Regions from separate parts of the Mus musculus genome. Here region 2 is linked to region 1. The links are chromatin loops, found by intact Hi-C in ENCODE. Cell type or tissue: heart. All regions are shown on one strand. Links, peaks and the distances in the headings refer to the core of each region. The heading gives the core; the rest is flanking DNA.

Region 1 (9,284 bases), core at 358-8,357:
GCTTCTGCATAGCAGTTTATCTGTTCATAACTTTTAGATTAAGGAAATCTACTTCAAATTATACTTTCTAAAGACTGAGTAAAGTGGTATCTGAAAATTATCAGTTATTTAGCTGACTTTGTATATAGCATGTGTGATGTTTCCTTCTTATTTCTGAATCCTGAAATCACCATGGTGATACTAGTTTTCAAAATAGTTCTGAGGGAAATTGTTTTCCATAGTGACTAGACAGTATATAGCCCTTATCAATTTCTCTCTTCTTTAGCATAAATTTTAGCAAGTAAAGAAATTTTCTCAATCATGATTTTGAAAATTTCACAGGTATAGCTACTGCTCGTTTAAGCAATAACTATCTGAAATGTTTTTGGCATGAAAATTTATAGTGTTCTAAATTTTTATAAGTTTGAATAACTTCAGTCCCTTGGTTTTCTATTTGAATCATCAGACTGATAGTGGCAGCTCCATACTTTACTAAGACAGACCTGCCCCTCGCCTGTTAAGTGAAGCTGGAAACACTTAACAACAGAATGCAGATGTTTCTTGGCTTTTCAGCGCGCCTTCTGAAGCACTTTTACTAGAAATGCATATTGTGATTAAAGACTGGTTAATCCTAACCATCTTCTATTCTTCAGAGTGGTGCTATAGCCCATCAAAAAAAAGCAATAAATTTACCCACAAATGTCACATGTATATTTTACCAATACCATAAATTTCTGCCGTGGTACTACTAAGCACCGTGTCTTGCTATTTAGTTTTTATTGTTTGTACATTTTAGCTTTTCTAAGCAGAAATGCCTACAGAAGTTTGATCGTACATGATAGAGGATCTAGAGCTTGCCTTTGTCTCATGCAATCCAATGATTGATCTACTTGATTCTCAGGGGGAAAGAAAAACAAACTATTTTATGAGAATTGTTCTGGGAAATTTATTTCACCTGGAACACATTTCCTTGATTCTTGGCTGTCTTTAGTGTGTGGCCATAACTAACTGCTGAGAGAAAGGACATTGAAATGATAGTTTATTTTTATTTCTTGGTGACTTCTGATTATAGACAGCATCCTGTAAATATAACTTTATTGTCTTGAGATGTCTATTGAAGATACTATATTTTTCTGTTCTGAACGATTTTGCCACTTAAAATCGTTCAATGAAAAAGATGACTAGCTATTCTGAGGCAGGTGGATTTCCCATGCAAACTGAATCCTTAACGCATTTCAAAAGGCTTTTACTGTATTAGGTAACATGAGATATTAAAGGATTTTTCTAGGCAAGACGCTCAGTCTTTTTTTTTCCCCATAAAAGTACTTTTTACTCAAATTGTAACTCATGTTTTTCTTTCATGAAATGGAGTGGTTATTGGAGTGTTCATACTGAAATAGGAGAAGGGTGCATATTGTCCTATGCTTTCTAATTTACACTGCTTTTTCTGGCTTCCCTTTGTCTTGGCCAATTGTGGTTTGCAAACCGGGGTGACTCATTATATGGAGCAGAGAGGACAGTCCCGCTGGAGAGGACAGAAAATGGCAAGTTTGAGTTTGCATTTCCCTACCATAGGTGCCACTCAGTCTGTGGTCCTAAATGTCTTAAATATCCTAAATACAGTCATAAATTACTAAACATTAATGTTTTTATCTGGCCAGCTATTTTCAAGGGGGGTATCATTACACGGCTCTGCTTTTGTTCTAAGCTACCATTAATTGTAAGTTTCTTTAGTTTCTCTCAAAAAAACAAAAAGACATGACTTTCGTGTCTGGGTGAAAGCATTTTAAAGAACAAATTTCACTAACTTAATTGCAGAATTATCAGTTTTACCCCTGACAAGCCATTATGTATGTTTAGACTGAAGTTTGCTCAAGTTTACTAATTCTTTTCTGCTGTGTCCTTGGGATTACACCAATTGCAGAGTGTCACCAGTTTGGAAGCTTCTATCTACAACAGGTCAATGTCTTGTTAAGGGGCTGGGAGTAGAAACAGCTACTCTGCATCTTCATCTGGAAGATGGATAATCATAAACCACTGTGCTTACCGCATGGTGAGATGAATTGGGTAGGAAAATGTCCTATAATAAAAGGCAGGGGACAGCCTCATTACCGAATCACAAGCTGATGGATTTAGACCAAAATACAAGTTTAAGATTTAACTTGTGGACAGAAGTGACTAACTGAACATTCCTAGTTTGAAAATCTGAGATCTGCGATGGTCTTAAAAATCCAAAACTGTTGAAGGGCCGTCATGACAACACACAAACACTTTGAGTGTCGGAATCGTTACAGACTCCAGATTGATCGTGTGTTGCCAAACATCTCAGCTCGTGTGGGACTGGAGAGCCACAGGCCATGGTATCACAGCTGAGCTCCAAACTGACCATGTTCTCTCTCTCTCGAAGCACAGTGACAGTAAGAATGGCAGGGCTTGAGGTTTCTAAAGCCCAGTACTGCTTGCGTTTCTGATTCTCGAGTAGCAAATTGAGCTTGGTTACAATGCACCTCACAGACTGACAGTCGATCCTTGTGATTCACTTAGTATGTTTTCTTGGAGATGGGGAAGGTCTAAAACAGCTTTAGTACAGAAACCATATCAGTTTTTAAAGTCCAACTCAAAACTGCACAGTGATATTAACACACAACTGTTTACTACACACTTCCCTTTTTTCTCTTGATTTATCAAGACAGGGTTTCTTCGTGTGACCCTGGCTGTCTTGGAACTTGCACTATAGATCAGGCTGCTGGCCTGCCTCTGCCTCCTGAGTAGTAGGATCAAAGCAGTGCGCCACTAGGCCCAGCTTTTTACACGGTTTTTTTGTATGTGTGTGTACTACAGAACTGCTGCTCTCCAGGGTACGTAGAAAAGTGTGTCAAAGTACTTCTAAACAAGATACACCTACATAATGGATGCACTCTCCATCTTCAGAAGGCTGTGAACAAGATAGAAGTACTCCCAAAGGCTGCTGCTGTGCTCTACATTTGTTTAAGAGACCATCACTGCCTGTGAATGTGGTGTAGATTGTCCTGTGACTGCAGGTGCTCCAGTAGAAATGGTCAGAGTAGTTCTGGACAGTGATGGTATCAGCCCTGGTCTATAGCTTTCAGCCCAACCCAGTGTATGAGTATGAAGTAGCTCCCAACCACAGACCTGTAATATTTACCAGGCGTTAGCCATGTCTACAAGGACCTTGGCTACAGTGAATCAAAAGCAATCCAGTTTCTAAGTTCTGTACAGTAAGTGGAACACACAATGTGCAACATGTTGCAGGTTATTCTACACTGGTAGAGGGATTTCCACAGCAATTGCTTTTGGAATAAACTCAGCTCACTAAGTCATAGTGAGTTCTTAGCTCTATACAATATAAAACATTCAGACACTGATCACATGTTAATAGTTTGTTGTTGCTCATTTGAGGTAGTGTCTCATCTATCAGAACTACTTCAAACAGGGTTTGCCTCTCTCAAATGCACAATTTTGTAGTTCTAAGTTGCTGTCAGAAGGTGGCAGTAGAGCACAGCATGGTATCTATTTGTGTTTGTGGTATTCATACTATATTTAAAGTCCTTGGGAATCTTGTAATATAGGCTCTTTACGGGTGAATTATGTGCTGTAGATTGATGTTAATGGGGTTGGGGCACCACCTTGTTATTAGGGACCCTGGTATAGCTGTCTCGTATGAGGCTATGCCAGTGCCTGGCAAACACAGAGGTGGATGCTCACAGTCATCTATAAGATGGAACACAGGGCCCCCAATGGAGAAACTAGACAGAGCACCCAAGGAGCTGAAGGGGTCTGCAACCCTATAGGTGGAACAACAATATGAACTAACCAGTACCCCCAGAGCTCATGTCTCTAGCTGCATATGTAGCAGATGGCCTAGTCGGCCATCGCTGGGAAGAGAGGCCCCTTGGTATTGCAAACTTTGTATGTCCCAGTACAGGGGAATGCCAGGGCCAAGAAGCGGGAGTGGGTAGGTAAGGGAGCAGGGTGGGGGGAGGGTATAGGGAACTTTTGGAATAGCATTTGAAATGTATATAAAGAAAATAATAAAAAAAAAGAACCAAGAATGTGACTGGCATAAGCTATGTGTACACAGTGTAAGTCCATCTCTGTCACAGACTTGGGGGAAAAAGTTTTTTCAGAATTTTTAAGTATTATTAATAAGGGATTGGTGATAAATGTAATAGATTGGTATTTTTAGTAAAATATTTAGGCTTTTTTTTTGTTGAGGGAGAAGTAGAGATAAATTTGTAAAATTTGCATTTGGGTTTTGTTTATACAGTCTACTATGTACCTATGACTGTCCTAGAACTCACTATGTAGACAAGGCTGTTGTCTAACTCAGAGATCCACCGTCCTCAGTCTCCCAGATTCTGGGACTAAAGGAATATGCCACTACACCTGGCCCCACTTGGATTTTAAGAGTGCATAAAATAGGAATAAAATATACAAGTGATAACTTTAGATTCACCATTGAATTCAGAATTACTAAAATGTAATAATAACTTTCCACCCTTTTGAGCATTTGTAGCCTAAGTATGTAAGCAAGATACCTTTGTGGAGAGCTATTTTCACAGGATCCAATCATCTATTCAACAAACTGACCATCCTGCAGGGACTTGGTCACATGCTGAGAATGGAATGGGACATAGAGCCTGGCCCCTCCTCTCCAGGATACGGTCTGTAGCTGGGGAGACTGTTGGCTAAGATGGGCACCTGGGCCTTTAAGTGAAGCACTATACCTAGTACCAGCTCACAGTGAAACCAGCTCTTTCTATCTGACTGAAATTCCAGGCATCTCTACTGACATGTTTCCAGTTCTGTCCAGAAGGAAATGCAAGATGGAAATAGCAGAGAAAATCTCCCAGATGTGAGATTTCTGTCTTCAGAGATTTATTTGTACATGTCTGTCCCATTCTTTTTTAAATGTCTCCTTGCTACAAGAGCAGAGTATACATTATACTTTGTGTGAATGTAATGTAATGGGGGTATAGTCATCCCCCCACTCCCCATCGAAAGTACCTAGGAAAGTTCTGGCACGTATTAGGTGTAAATATACATGTTGCAGGACTGTAGCGGTGGCTCAGTGGTTAAGAGAACTGGCTATTCTTCCAGAGGATCCTGGTTCAGTTCCCAGAATACACGTGACAGTTCAAACCTGTCTAACAACAGTTCCAGGGAATCTGTCAACCTTACAGACATACAGGTATGCAAAACACTAGTGCACATAAAAATGTTTGTTGAATAATGGTTTTTAAGTAGACTGGAATGATGTATAAGAATGTGCCTGTGAGCATCTGTGTCTTACCTGGGTCTCTGCTGACTCATCCTGAATGCTGCTACTCTCCTGCTGCCTTTTGAGTTCTAGGCCTTCCATTTCAATACAAGAGAGTTGGGGTCTGGGGCCAGATGTGGGCACCTGGTTAGTAGTCTGCATGGGCTTTAGAGGAGCTGTGTTCGTAACATTGGTTAGAAACCTAGTCAAAATCAGCCACAAATCCTTAAAGGAACAGGGCGTGTAGTTAGAGGGAGATAAAAATATTCTCAGCAAAGCCCATCTAACCCTTCCTGTTCTGGGTTAGACTATTTTTTATGATGTCAGTCTGAAAGCCTAGTACAGAGGCAGTGCTCTGCACCTACGTTTTATTCCACTTAAATTAACTATCCTGAGCTCTACCTGGGCCATATTTATGCTGTTACATCTGTGCTTTTCACCAAAGCTAGAGTGTTTGCCCTAAAGTGTGAGGCTCCCTGACACCAGTCAAAATTCCTGTGGGTTTAAGAGCAATCATTCCAGTGTAATACCACCTGCAAGGTGGTGCTATCACTCACAATTTAAAGGCCTGTGTCACACAAGCCAATGGCAGAAATGCCATCTGGGGCTTTAGAAGTGTGCTCTGGAGCCACTGTACAGTTCAGCCAGGTGTGAAGCAGGAAGTCCAAGTGACCTAGAACCCAGAACTCTTCTTGATACAAAATGGCAAGTGTGTGTATGCCAAAAATAATAGGTGTGCAAGAAGCTTTGGAAGCTAGGAGGCAGGTGGTAAGTGGTCACAGGAGAGCCAGTGATAGCCACACACGGAGGGCTCAGTCACTGCCACCACTGCTAGCACCAAGGCACAGTGCTCTCATCTATAAACATCTGTAAAGGACCAGAGAATATGCTAGGCTCTAGGAAAGAAACAATAGGAAAAAAAATAAGGTACTTATGATGACATTATGAGGTACTTAATAGAATTCCCACAAGGCTTCTACTGCAAGATGAAAATTTACAGAAAAATCACTATATTCTATTAAAGCCCCAATGGAATGCCCTTTATTTGACAGGACTGCTCATTTTGTTTAAGTGGGGGTCAAAGCCAATACTTTGTTATCGGAAGTGGTTGGTTGCAAATGTTTATCTGTTGGGTCTCATCTTTAATAAAAATGTCTTCTCGAATGGGTAGTGTTACTGACTGCTGGCAAGTCAGGAGTCAAGTGCATTCCTCTCTTGAAAGGCAATAGTAACAATTTTCTGTTTTGTTTCCTTTTTTACAATTTATTTCTTTCTCTTCCTCCTTTCTTTGTTTACTTGTTTACTTATACTCTTGTTTTATTTACCTCTCAGTATATCCTTATGTTGCAGATTGATCCCTTTCCATACAGAGTTGCATGGACTGAGGTTGTACCATCAGCTGTCGGGTTAATGTTAGTTGTTGGAAGTCCCTCTCCTGAACTATGTTTTCTATTGTAGCATTGTTTGCCTTGTGATTTTTTACTTGCTCTTTAAGAAACATCTCTACCCCTGTAACAAAAGCTAGTTTCTTTTTTTTTTTTAAGATTTATTTATTTTATCAATGTGAGTACATTGTAGCTGTCTTCAGACTTTACAGGTGGTTGTGAGCCACCATGTGGTTGCTGGGATTTGACACACACACACACACACACAAACACACACACACAAACACACACACACACACACACATACACACACACACACACACACACCACAGGGAGAAAGAAATTTCAGCTTGGCCTTGAATGCAAAAGTACAATAAAAGTTTACATTGTTAAGTCCCCAAGCTTAATAGTGTGGCAAGACCAGAAGGGGCTATTAAATTGTGATTTCTCTTAACAAAAGTCTGTGGATCCAGGGTCCAAGAGAGTGCATGGTGTTGGTCCTTGCCACTGTGGGTTTAGTCATGGGTAGATTTAGGCATGCTACCATGGGGCCTGCCGAGGCCACCAGCTACCATCAGCTTCAAGTGTTTCAATCTCTGCTAAGTCTTGCTCCAAATACATACAAACCCATCTCAGCATTATCTTTTAGGTTTTAGTGGATTTTTTCCCCATATAGATTTATTGATAGAGATAGACATTTAGTTTGAGGGGCTGATGGAGCTCTGTGGTAGAGTGCTAGCACATATACTAGGCTTGAGTTCTACCTTGGCTTAGCACTGAGAGAAAGGAGGAAAGAAAAAGCTGAGTCTTCAGTCACTTCAGTCTGGGTAACTCCTTACAAGCAACTGTGGTGTATGGTGAAATCACAGCCCATGAAGAGTGAGTAGAACGCCAAATGTGATGATTGGACCCCTGTCCCTGCGTTTGGGAATCTGAGGCAGGAGGATTGAGAGGTAGAGTCTAGCCTTGGTTATAAACTGAGATCTTTGTCTTACACATATACCCCACCACCACCACCCTCAAGAATAAAAGAAAAGAACGAGGGGAGCTTGAGGGAAGAGTGATGTGGGGGTTTGATGATCCCGTAACCAGAAGCCTGCAGTTCACAGCTGCTGACTAAAGATGCATGGATGAGTGTGTGAGGGAGGACTGTTTAGTTGCTTCCAGTGGCCTTAGCCTCTCCCTGGTCCAGGGCTCTTGCAGAGTGGTACCTCATAGCCTGCAAGAGCCCTGCGTGGAGCCAAGCCCAGCCTCTCAAAGTCAGGCAAGGTGCTTTCTACCTGTTAAGTGCCGCATACTGCCAGTCCTGTAGAAGGAAGGGAGCTCCCTGGCGTGCCTTGGGCTTGGTGTTCTGGTCTGCCTCATTCTCAGGGACCAGAGGCAGCAGGTGTCTTTAGAGAGTGAGCCTCACAGGGCTGGCCTTGGCTACTTCTTTGCTGTGTCTCGCTGATGGAGTTTGTAGGATTAAAACATTTAGCAATTTAGGATTTTGAGAGGCTGATAGCATGGCATCTATTGAGGACAAGGGATTTAAGTACAGGTTCCCACAAGAGTCCTTCCTGCCAAAACTCAGCAGCAGCCAGCAGTGAGGAAGCTGCACAGTAGTATTTCAGAATACCTGCGAGCAGGGCTGGTCATGAGTAGAGTTGATGGCTAAGCAGCTGCAGTAGTTGGTACCTCTTGAGATCACTTTCCTGGGGAGGCAGGAAGGCTGAGGGAATAAAGGTGGTGGTCGACATGACTTTGTTCCCTTGGACCCACGTGGTAGGGAGAACCAAGTTATCCTCTGACCTCCACATTCTCATGATTCACATGTGACCCCATTCTGACCCCCCCACATGAAAGATAAATAAGTATAAAACCACTTTTCTCAGCATATATTTAGGTTTTACTAGACAAGCTGATCTGGGTTGCTTGGTGTGGAAAAGGAGGCTGGGAAAGGCAAGTTCAGCTTCTGCCTGAGGGTCTTTAAGGGAGGTGGCTCGGGATCCCGCCCACACAACAAATAAAGGCCCAGGACCTGTCTTCCGCAGAAGATAGAGTCTAGGACATCGGTCTGTGTTAGCTAGCACTGAGTTCTCCCACTTTGAACTGAGGACCAGCAAAAGCATTTCATCCCTATCCACTTGGCACTCATGCCCTCGGGCTTGGTGAAGGCAGGCTATTGCTCTGTATGGGGTGCTGCAGCAGGGGCCATATCAGACAGCAGGTGCAGGGCAAGGCTGTAGCTGTTATTATTACGGAAACAGGATTCTCTAGCCGCTGAACCGTTGCAAGAACAACACTGCCCTTTCTACTAACCCTGAATTTTTCTATAATTTGAGATGTATTGTTCTCTGCTGTTTCCCCGAGCACTCTGAATCAGCTCAAGCTGGCTCTTTGGGCTAAGAAAACGGTTCCAACACAAAGGTGAACCAGAGGTTTAGCAGCTCGTGCCTTCATGTGGATGCCTGTGAGTACCTGCCACGCGTTCTTTAGCAGTATTCTCCATACCCCGACATGGAAGGAAGGAAAACCTTTTGCTTTGCTCATAATGGATTTTTCTGAGTGATGTGATCAAAAGGGGCACAGAAGAAAAGGGAAGCGGTTTTATTTTGTTACCAAATCCCAGCTCTGTAGTGCATTCTAGAAACCCTCAA
Region 2 (9,284 bases), core at 460-8,459, 92 kb after region 1:
CACTATGTGGCTATGTGTCTTGTTTTGTCGTTGACTACTTTACTCTCAGGAGTCAGGGTCTCCCTCTGAGCCTGGAGCAAGCCACAGGGACTCCCCCATTCTGTCCGTGACGGGGCATGGGTATGCTCACGGCCACACCCGGCTTTTTATGTGGGTGCTAGGGAACTGAGCTCGGGCTCTCAGGCCGGCATAGCAAATGCTTTTACCTGCTGAGCCACCTCTGCAAGCTCCTGCCTGGCATTGATACATAGGGTCTAGGTATTAAACCCCCACACTTGCAAGGCAAGCCCTTGACCAGATGGTGCTATTTAGCCTGACTCTGGACTCCTGTGCTGAAACAATCCTCCACCTCAGCCTCCCTGGTAGCTGGGACTGTAGAGACACCAGAGAGAGCTAATTTTGATTTGTAAGTAGTAGCAACAAGTGCTCATTTGATTATAAAGGCCTTGGGGCTGGAGAGGTGGCTCAGTGGTTACAAGTGCTTGTTGCTCTTCAGAGGATGGTAGTTTCAAAGGCTCCCAGCACCCACATGGTGGCTCACATCTATAACTCCAATTCCGGGGCATCTGAAGCCCTCTCCTGACCTCCAAGGGCACCAGGCAAGCATCTATAATGCACATATTTAGGCAAAAATCTAAAAAAAAATGTTTAAAAAAAGAACTAAAGGTCTTTACTGCTTTGTATTGAAGAAAGGCAAGTTAACAAAACACTTAATTTTTAAATAGAATTCTTTCTTCTTGAAATACTTGAACAAGAGAAATATTGTCTCTGGGAATCAGCTTTAAGTGGCCTTTTCTACAGAGTTCTAACATCAACAAAATGCTAGCAACTGGCCACACCTCCAAGGCTTGCTGTCATGAATCACACTGGGGCCTTTGACACCCAGGGCCTCCATCTTCTACCCTGGCCAACTCTCCAATGCCCTGGGCTAGTTACTCCAGCACATTGTCAGTCTTTTAAAAGATCCATGAAACCCAAGGGAATCGTCACTTAGCAAAACATTTCACTAAACATCACTTGTTAATTTCGAAGGACTCACTTCAACTTCTTCCTCCAAACGTAATAACTGAGTAATGAAAAAGTAATCACCTTCAGGTGAAATGGGACTTACCAACACTCTACTTTCTAAGGGGTGGTTTGGGCAAGGATATATTGCAGTGGAAGAAACCATGGAATACTTTAATATACGAGAGATCTCAGCAGGCTCTTGGTACGCCTAAAATGCCTAAGTCGGGCAGCCTGATTGGCTTTTCTAGCTCTGATCCTGCAAACAATTAAAAGGTAATTCTACTGTATAGCCAGAGTGATGTCATCTGGAGTCTTACCTGCTGCACCTGGCGTACGGAAACAGCCGCGGCGCTAAGAACCTCGGAAGTGTCTCATTTATCGTCCTCGTTTACAGCCCAGGAAGTGGCAGCCCAGAGGGGGTATTGAGATTTGCTCAAGGTTGCACAGCCCATAGTGCCAATGCCAGCAAGGAACCTCACCTGCAACTCTTGGCCACACTCCCCTTCCACACGCCTTCAAGGGGAAGCCGTAGGCAGATCGCTCAGGTCCCAGGTGTTGCCCTTTGCATCCTATAAGTCTGCACACTTGAACACACGTGTTAAGCATGCGTGTTAAGGCAGACAGGTTACAGTACACTATAAGCTTTTGCCAGTGAGAGTGGCTAAAGGGACACTTCCGTCAAAATTCCCAGGGGCTGGTGAGATGGCTCTCCAGGTAAAACTCCCGCTGAACAAGCGTGATCTCTCACGTTCAATCGATGGACTCAGCAAAACGTTAGATCAACCTTATAAAGGCAGGATCAATGCTACAGCCTGGTCCTCTTACTCCGCGTGTGCTGTGATTCACATGCCAGACACACATGTATGCAGACTCCCTAAAAGGAGTTAAGGACAGCCCAGTGACCTTGTTCGTCATGTCACCGGAAACATCATCTTAAAATGCAAATATTTCTACTCTTAGTGAACAAACCCCGCACCTCAATGGTTATAGGATGCTATTGTTCACTTTATAATAAACAGAAACGGCATATCAAAATATCTGGGTTTTTTTTTTTTCAGCTTAACTTGTCAGGGAACTCTCGTAGTCTAGGGTGGCCTCAGGCTCACAGCAATCCTGCCACAGCTTTCCCAGCACTGGGATTACAAGGCACTATGCCCAGCTAAAATACTCACTTTTAAATTAACAAGAAATAAATTTTCACGAACAGATTAGCATAGAATTTAGTATGGAGATAGTGGGGTGAGTTGCCTGAAGAAAAAAATGAGCAATTTTCATACTTAGTACCATTAGTTTGCAAATGACTAAATAAACTGAAAATTCTTCAAACGAAAGAACAAGTTACATGAGCCAGAAATGGTGGCACAGGCCATCAATCCAGCACTCAGAGGCTAAGGCAGGTGGGTCTCTGTTAGTTTGAAGTCAGTTTTGTCTACATGGAGAGTTCTACGTAAGCCAGGGCTACTGTCTCAAAGACCCTGTCTCAAAAAACAAAACAAAAAGAATAAAATACACAAGTGTAAAAAACGACTTCACACTTCTGAAGTTGTGACAGGTTTTAAAAAGCCAGCTCTGGGCTGCTAATCTAATTACTATTGAGGGAGAATTTAGCACCCTGTAAGAATAAAAATGTAGGTGATATTTTATTATTTTCTTGCCTTTCTGCACTATATATAGTGAAACCATAAGCAGACTGGTCCCATGTGCTGTTATGGCCCCATGAACCATAGCAGGTGCGTTTCTCTCTCCAGGAAACATTAAATATATCCTGTGTGCAGCTGTATGTGCTGTGAACACTCAACAAGACTGTGGTCCTTGCCTCTGGAGACTTGTTTGCAGGCCGTGGAAGAGGCAGGCATGGGGAAAATGGATAGATGCAATATAGACCCTGGTTGCCTAGTCCTGGAGCCCCACAGAAGGATGGGTGGACAGACACAAGTGAGTCCAGCCACCAGCTGAGTTTGTCTGGGTTTCTTCACATCCAGATCCTAGGACCAGGCTTTCTGCACAAGTGAAAGGCTTCCTGGGGGCCCTTCAATCCTCTGAATGTCCTCACACACACTGGCAAGTTACCAATGTGTATGTTTATTAATGTTCATGGGACTGTGACATGGTGGAGTTCTTAAGGCTGTGTGTCCTAGGTACTGTTAGACATGCTTTCAAGCAATGCAGGATGTAGTCCCAGTTTCTACATACGTCAGGCTGGCTGCAAGGAAGTTCCAAACCCATCATATGTCATTCAGCTATGAAAAATGAACAGAAAACCCTAAAATTTTAGTGCTGTTCAGAAAAAAAAATTGGTTAAAATTCTTTCCTTATCGACAAAGAGTCAACTTTTGTTTCCTGCCATTTTAAAGTCCGACCACTTCCAGCCACGTGCTGGTCAGCAAACTGCACTGTCTGTCCCCGTGGGACCGTTTTGTAAACTGCTTCACACTACAGGGCAAAGCATTGCCCTGTTTGATGCTTATCTCAACAGAGGCCAAACTGCTGAGCCAGGAGACTTTGTGCCAAGTTAGCTCTTTACTTTGAACACAACTGATATTTAGAAAAGCCCCTCCCTTACTCCAGTTTAATCTTTCCATGTTTGTCTTGCAATATATTTCACGGCACGACAGAAGGGCAGTGTGTGAAGTGATGCACAGATTACAGATCGTCATAGTTTTGAATTCCAAGAGAGAGCCTGTGCACAATTCACTTCCTGGCTGTTTTACACAGCCGCTGTTAAGTGGCACGTTTTGGAGGCGTCGTGATAAAAGGAAAACTGGAGAGCTGAAGCCCTTTTCACATTATTCAGGTACCAAGACGGCTGATCAAGAGAGTGAATTCTAGTTACCTGTGTAAAGAGTGGACAGAAAGCAAACAGCTGCCCGCCACTGGAATTTAATGTCACTACAAGTCTCTTAATGAAAAGATTATTGTAGAAGGCAGCTAAGGGCGCTCTTCCAAACATGTACAGTCTTTACTCGTGTGCACCGCCACACACGTACAGATCAAGAAGCTGGGTCGTGGTACTAACAACTAAAGTATTTAAGAAGAAAATAAACTTCTAAAAGTTTTTTTTTCTGAGAAAAGTGGGCCCTCCTTGTTTCTTTCCAATCAAACACTACAAATGTACCCCGCCACTTGCAGGCCACTTGCAGGTTAAAATGACCTTAGGATCCCTGCTGTTTGGGGATAGGGACTGGTTGCTTTCCCCAACCCAAGGGCAAACCATCTCGACCCAGCTTTGACCGTCCATTAAAGAGAGCAGGCGCTCCGCCCAGGTCTTTAGGAGTCTAGAAGAACAGTAATCTTTCCCAAAGTTTCCCAAGGCTCAGCTCCCCAGCCCTACTGCACCCCACAACAATCCAAAGAATCACGAAAGCCTCCCAAGATCGGGGAGCAACAGGGCCTTGCCCAGGGGTGACAGCGCCGCGTCCCGCCACCCCTGGTGCTGTCGGGTCCCCAATATGGCCCTGGAACTCCCAGTTTGCCTTACCCCGCTCGGCCGCGGCGGCACCGGCGCTCCTCGCCCAGTCGGGCTCGGCCTGCTCTGTAAAGGAGGCTCCCTCTTTACTCGTGCGGTGCCCCTTCTTCCCACGAGCGCCCCGCGCTAGGGCCGGGCCTCTCCGCCCCGGCCGCCATCCCCACCACCGCGGTACGCACCGCACTTGGCGCCCCACGCCGCTGCCCTGTCGCCCCGCCACGCCCTCGCCACCTCCCACTCTGCCAGCCACGCCTCCCCGCATCCCACAGGCCACGCCCCTGCGCCCCTCACCGGGTCCCGTCTGGGGAAGCTGGCACCTGCCCCCTCCTCGCGCGCCCACATCCTCGGGCGCCACCTGCACCCCAGTGCGCACCACGCGCGCTCCTCGTCCGGGCTCTCTCAGCTCCGCCGATCCGCCGCAGGTGTCGGATGGGGTTCCCGGCCGCAGACACCCGAGGGCCGGGTCCTATAGGGCAGGAGTGGACAGCCGGGGCGGGAGCAAGGCACAACCGACTGCCAGAGCGGCCTGGGCGCTGCGCGCGTGGGCGTCGGGAGGGCGCCTCGGTCGCGCCCGGGTGTCGCCGCCTGGGGATGCAGACTTGTTCCTCGGGCGAGTCCCAGCCGGAATCCTGTCTCACCCTGTCGGATAGAGACGCCCCCGCGGGCAACAAGCTATAAATAGCGGCCGCCAGCCTGCTTCCAGGCGGACACAAATTAGCCGACAGCTCCACGGATTCTAATTTTTTTAAATTAACTTGTTCCAAGGCGCTTGAAACTTGGCATGGCCTGAAGTGTTGGGGAAGATGTCCCTGCGGGCAAGTTGTTCCAGACGGTCTTGGGGATGGGATGGCAGAGTGTGGTCCGGTTAGCTTGTCCGCATCGGGGTGAGGCTTTTAATGTGTCTAACCCTCGGAGTTTCTCTGAGAGTCATAAGACACCGACACCGAGAGGGACAGAATCTTGGCCTTGTCCATTTCCTCTGGCTTCCTAGGGTCTAACAGGACTTGAACAGCAGCTAATCATTAGTAAATAATAATTCACTGAATGTTGGTGGCAGTTTTAGAAGGGATCCCCAAAGTCCCTTTATGAGTGATGGATTTATTTTAGGAATAAGGGAAAATGTGCATTTCTGGTTGTTTTACAGTCCCCCTAAAGACCTATTGCTTCATTAAAAAGTTTGGCTCTATTTGGGTTTGCAATCCGCTGACTTTGAAGAATTCAGTCGTTCTGTTCGAGTCTGAATTTAAGCGTATTCCAACGAGAAAGAAAACAAAGCTTATGAAGAGACGTGAAGCCGGTCTCCTGCAGGACTTGGTAACACATGGATACAGTTTTGTTTTATTTCGTTTTGTCTCTTAGACAGGGTCTCCGGGAGCGGGACCTGGTCTCAACCGGAACCTCCTGCAGACATCCCAGGGCCGTGATGGCAGCCTGCACTGCACACCTGCCTAGGTTCTTTTGAAATCCAGAAATGTTATTCTAGAAGGTTTTATTTTTCTGTTGTTTTTATTCTCTCCAAGAAATACAAGAATACTTCTCCCCACAGAAGCATCAGAAGTATTAAAAGACTTGCACCGTCTTGGACAAACTCTAGTATTGTATTGGTAAAGCCAGAAGTATAATAATGATTTGCAACTTTTTATTGGAAATAGATTTAAAATGTGTAACTGCAAATACCCTTTGCACACCCACTTCATAACACAGTTCAAGAGTGGAAAGGTGGAAGTAATCTAGATGCTCCCAGAAAGATGGATGGGCGCACAGATGAGGTTTTAAGTGCTGTAAAATATTGTTTGGCCTTAGAAAAGAACATGAATGTACAATTGATATGAAGATAGATCATATGGCAATGAAAAAGCCAGCTACAACAGGAACAGATGCTGTCTGAGTTAACATATAAGACGTGCGTGCTGTCAAACTAAAGCCAGGTAAATATAGTTTCAGCATTTGAGACTCAGGCGGTTTGGTGGGAATTTGAGACTGTCTTGAGGCAGATGGGGGAAACTCTGTTTAAAAATCAAAACAAGCATAGAGACTGAGGTATGGAAGCACACACCTGTTATTCCAGCACGTGGGAAGTGGAGGTGGAAAGATTGGGAGTTCAAGGTTAGCCCGGACTGCCTGAGATCCTTTCTCAAAAAAAAAAAAAAAAAAAAAAAAGGTATTAAGTTCCTGGGACTCATGGAGTGGAGAACGCAGAGTTAGTGGTGGGTGTGGGATTTCAGTTCTGGAAACAGAATGGGAGGCATTTGCAGTGTGGATGTGCTTAAAGCCACAGGAACTGCGTGCTTAAAATGAGGAAGACGATTTTATATATATATATATATATATATATATATATATATATATATATATATATATGAACATTTTACATGATATTATGCAAAGACAAAAAAGACTTGCACTTGTCATAATACATATTTTCTAGGTGACAACCAATACAATCACTACATGGTTTAATAGTTGGCTGTAAAAGTTTGCTTCTTGTTGGATTTTTAACAAAGACTGCATTTAGGGTAATTTGAGAGTAGATATATACATATGCACACATAAGACAAACTGACTAGACAGGGATTCTCAGCTGGATCATATCTCTATGTTCTAGCAGCATTTTGAGGCTGATGATACACAGTGAGCCTGGCTCTGTGGCAGGTGCCCAGAACCTGGGTGATAAGGGAGCTTTACCCCAGTAGCCACTAGAGTAAAAATGTGTTTGTGTGTGGCGTCCCCTGGTGGTAGCAGCCAGAATTGCTTCTCTGAATGACTCTGCTTTGTGTGTGGGATGAAAATTGAACCCACATCTGTTGACTGTGTCTGTCCTACCTCAGTGTGACAGCTCAGAGTAACACAGCAAGCTTGTGTTTGATCTTGTTAGGACAGAATTTAATGAATCTTTAAGCACCAAAGTTTACAACATATAAAATTCCCCTGCTTGAGTTTTTTAAAAGTAGTGTAGACAGCACTGTTCATTAACAATTAGACTAATTGACAGGGCAATGTCTCGTTACTTGGGGATATAAATGTCTTTAATAGCACGTTTGTAACAAGCTCAATTATTTATCGAACATCTGGTCATCTAAGACTTTGGGGTTGGGGTTGGGGGAGGCCCCACTTCCTGTACTCAAAGCATCCGTGGTGCTGAGCTGTGCTGATCTCTCTCCACAGAAGGATTAACAGTGTTTGTTAAAAAGTGAATTCAAGCCGGGCATGGCGGCACACGCCTTTATTCCCAGCACTCGGGAGGCAGAGGCAGGCGGATTTCTGAGTTCGAGGACAGCCTGGTCTACAGAGTGAGTTCCAGGACATCCAGGGCTACACAGAGAAACCCTGTCTCGAAAAACCAAAAAAAAAAAAAAAAAAAAGTGAATTCATAGGCACGTGTAAGTCTTAATGAGACAACAGTAGTCAAAGAAGGCCTGTTGGCACAAGTCTGTATTCTCAGGATTTAGGAAGCTGAGGCAGCAGAATGACTGTGAGTTTGAAACCAACCCAGGCTATACAGAGATTTTTCCTGCGGTAAAATAAATAAATAAATAAATAAATAAAATAACGGCCTGCTCCTCATCCGACTGACCTCCAGCACATGCAGGATCTGTGTAGAGGACATAGCAACCGTGGCAGGAGCAAGTTACATCACATGCTCTAAGGCCCGGGGGAGCTCTGAAGGGGTTAGGTAATCTGTCGGATTGCCTTGGGTTCAGTCTCTAGCACTGTGAAAACAAAACAGAGAAATCACTATGATTGTGTTGATTCTGCTGTGCTGGGAGTCCAGGCATCAGCCACCAGGCCTGGCTCAAATGTGGGGTTAGTCACGGGTCTGTGGGAAGTGGCTGGGGTTTGCTAAGGGCACCAGGGCAGAGCCTGTGGCTGATACTGAAGACTTTTTGTTTGTTTTGCTTTGCATGGATTTTGACACAGGACCTCACTATGTAGATCAGGCTGGCTCTAAACTTGAGGTGACCATCCTGTCTCTTCTCCGGCGGCTCCTTAGTGCTCTTATCTCCTATTGTACGATGCTGTGTGTCACCTCAGAGTGCCAGCAGCACCCTTACCAGATGGGCCGCTATACCTTTGATCAAAACACTGACAGAAATCGACATCTGTTCTTGTGATTTGCCCTGCTTGTGGTCCTGCATGGTAGGAACTAGGAAGTGGTGTTCCTGGAAGAGTAGGAAAATCTGTGGAGTGATTTCTGACTTGGTATTGCCCAGAACCAAGCTTGGCCCCAGGAAGGGTTTATCTAGCCCTCAGTTGCACCTTTTTATTTCATAAGAAGCTGGTGGGGTTTTTTTTTTATTGTCTTCATAACAGAGTTGTTTTAGAAATTGATCATTTGGCCCTTTCTCTTCTCTCCTTCCAGGTTGTTGCAGGAAATATTAAAAAAATGAACCCACCAACTCTCTGTGGGGCCGAACCACACTCCCGCGCTCCTGCCAGCACCGGCAACTCTCTCCAGCTAGCCCCTGCAGCATCTGGCTCGCTTGTCCCGGGAGCCACTAGTTCCCTCTCTGCTATAATCCCCTGTAATTGGTGATCCCATATTCCAGTAACCAAATGGAACCACCAACCTCGAGGTTGCATATTACAATACACAGTAACCCGGTAAAATCAAGACTCTTTTTTTTTTTTTTTTTGTGAGACAGGGTTTCTCTGTATAACTCTAGCTGTCCTGGAACTCACTCTGTAGACCAGGCTGGCCCCGAACTCAGAAATCCGCCTGCCTCTGCCTCCCAAGTGCTGGGATTAAAGACATGCACCACCATTGCTCCAATAAAATCAAGACTTTTAAAGCTTATAATTATGGTTAACC

What was found. A loop is a pair of places that touch in the nucleus more often than their neighbours do. Peaks named below come from ENCODE experiments on the same cell type or tissue, not always from the same donor. Only the 100,000 strongest peaks of a DNase experiment are listed, where the experiment ranks them.
Region 2: it touches region 1 in a loop (12-fold over the local background); 37 of 42 quality-filtered maps call a loop at or near these places.

The regions. Positions count from the first base shown.
Region 1 is chr14:56,961,088-56,970,371 of GRCm38, forward strand. It overlaps Zmym2 (zinc finger, MYM-type 2), which reads left to right. Exons shown (of 25, transcript NM_029498.4): 25 at 1-1,271. Among named protein-coding and RNA genes, the nearest start is that of Gm36789, 35 kb to the right of the region's middle. In heart, for the core only: a CTCF peak has its summit at 3,487 (motif pointing right); no DNase peak of the experiment used is centred there.
Region 2 is chr14:57,053,041-57,062,324 of GRCm38, forward strand. Gja3 (gap junction protein, alpha 3) reads right to left here and starts at 4,683. Exons shown (of 2, transcript NM_001271623.1): 1 at 4,487-4,683. In heart, for the core only: a CTCF peak has its summit at 7,205 (motif pointing left); a DNase peak (open chromatin) is centred at 4,841; H3K4me3 peaks cover 1,593 bases; H3K27ac peaks cover 768 bases; H3K27me3 peaks cover 4,105 bases.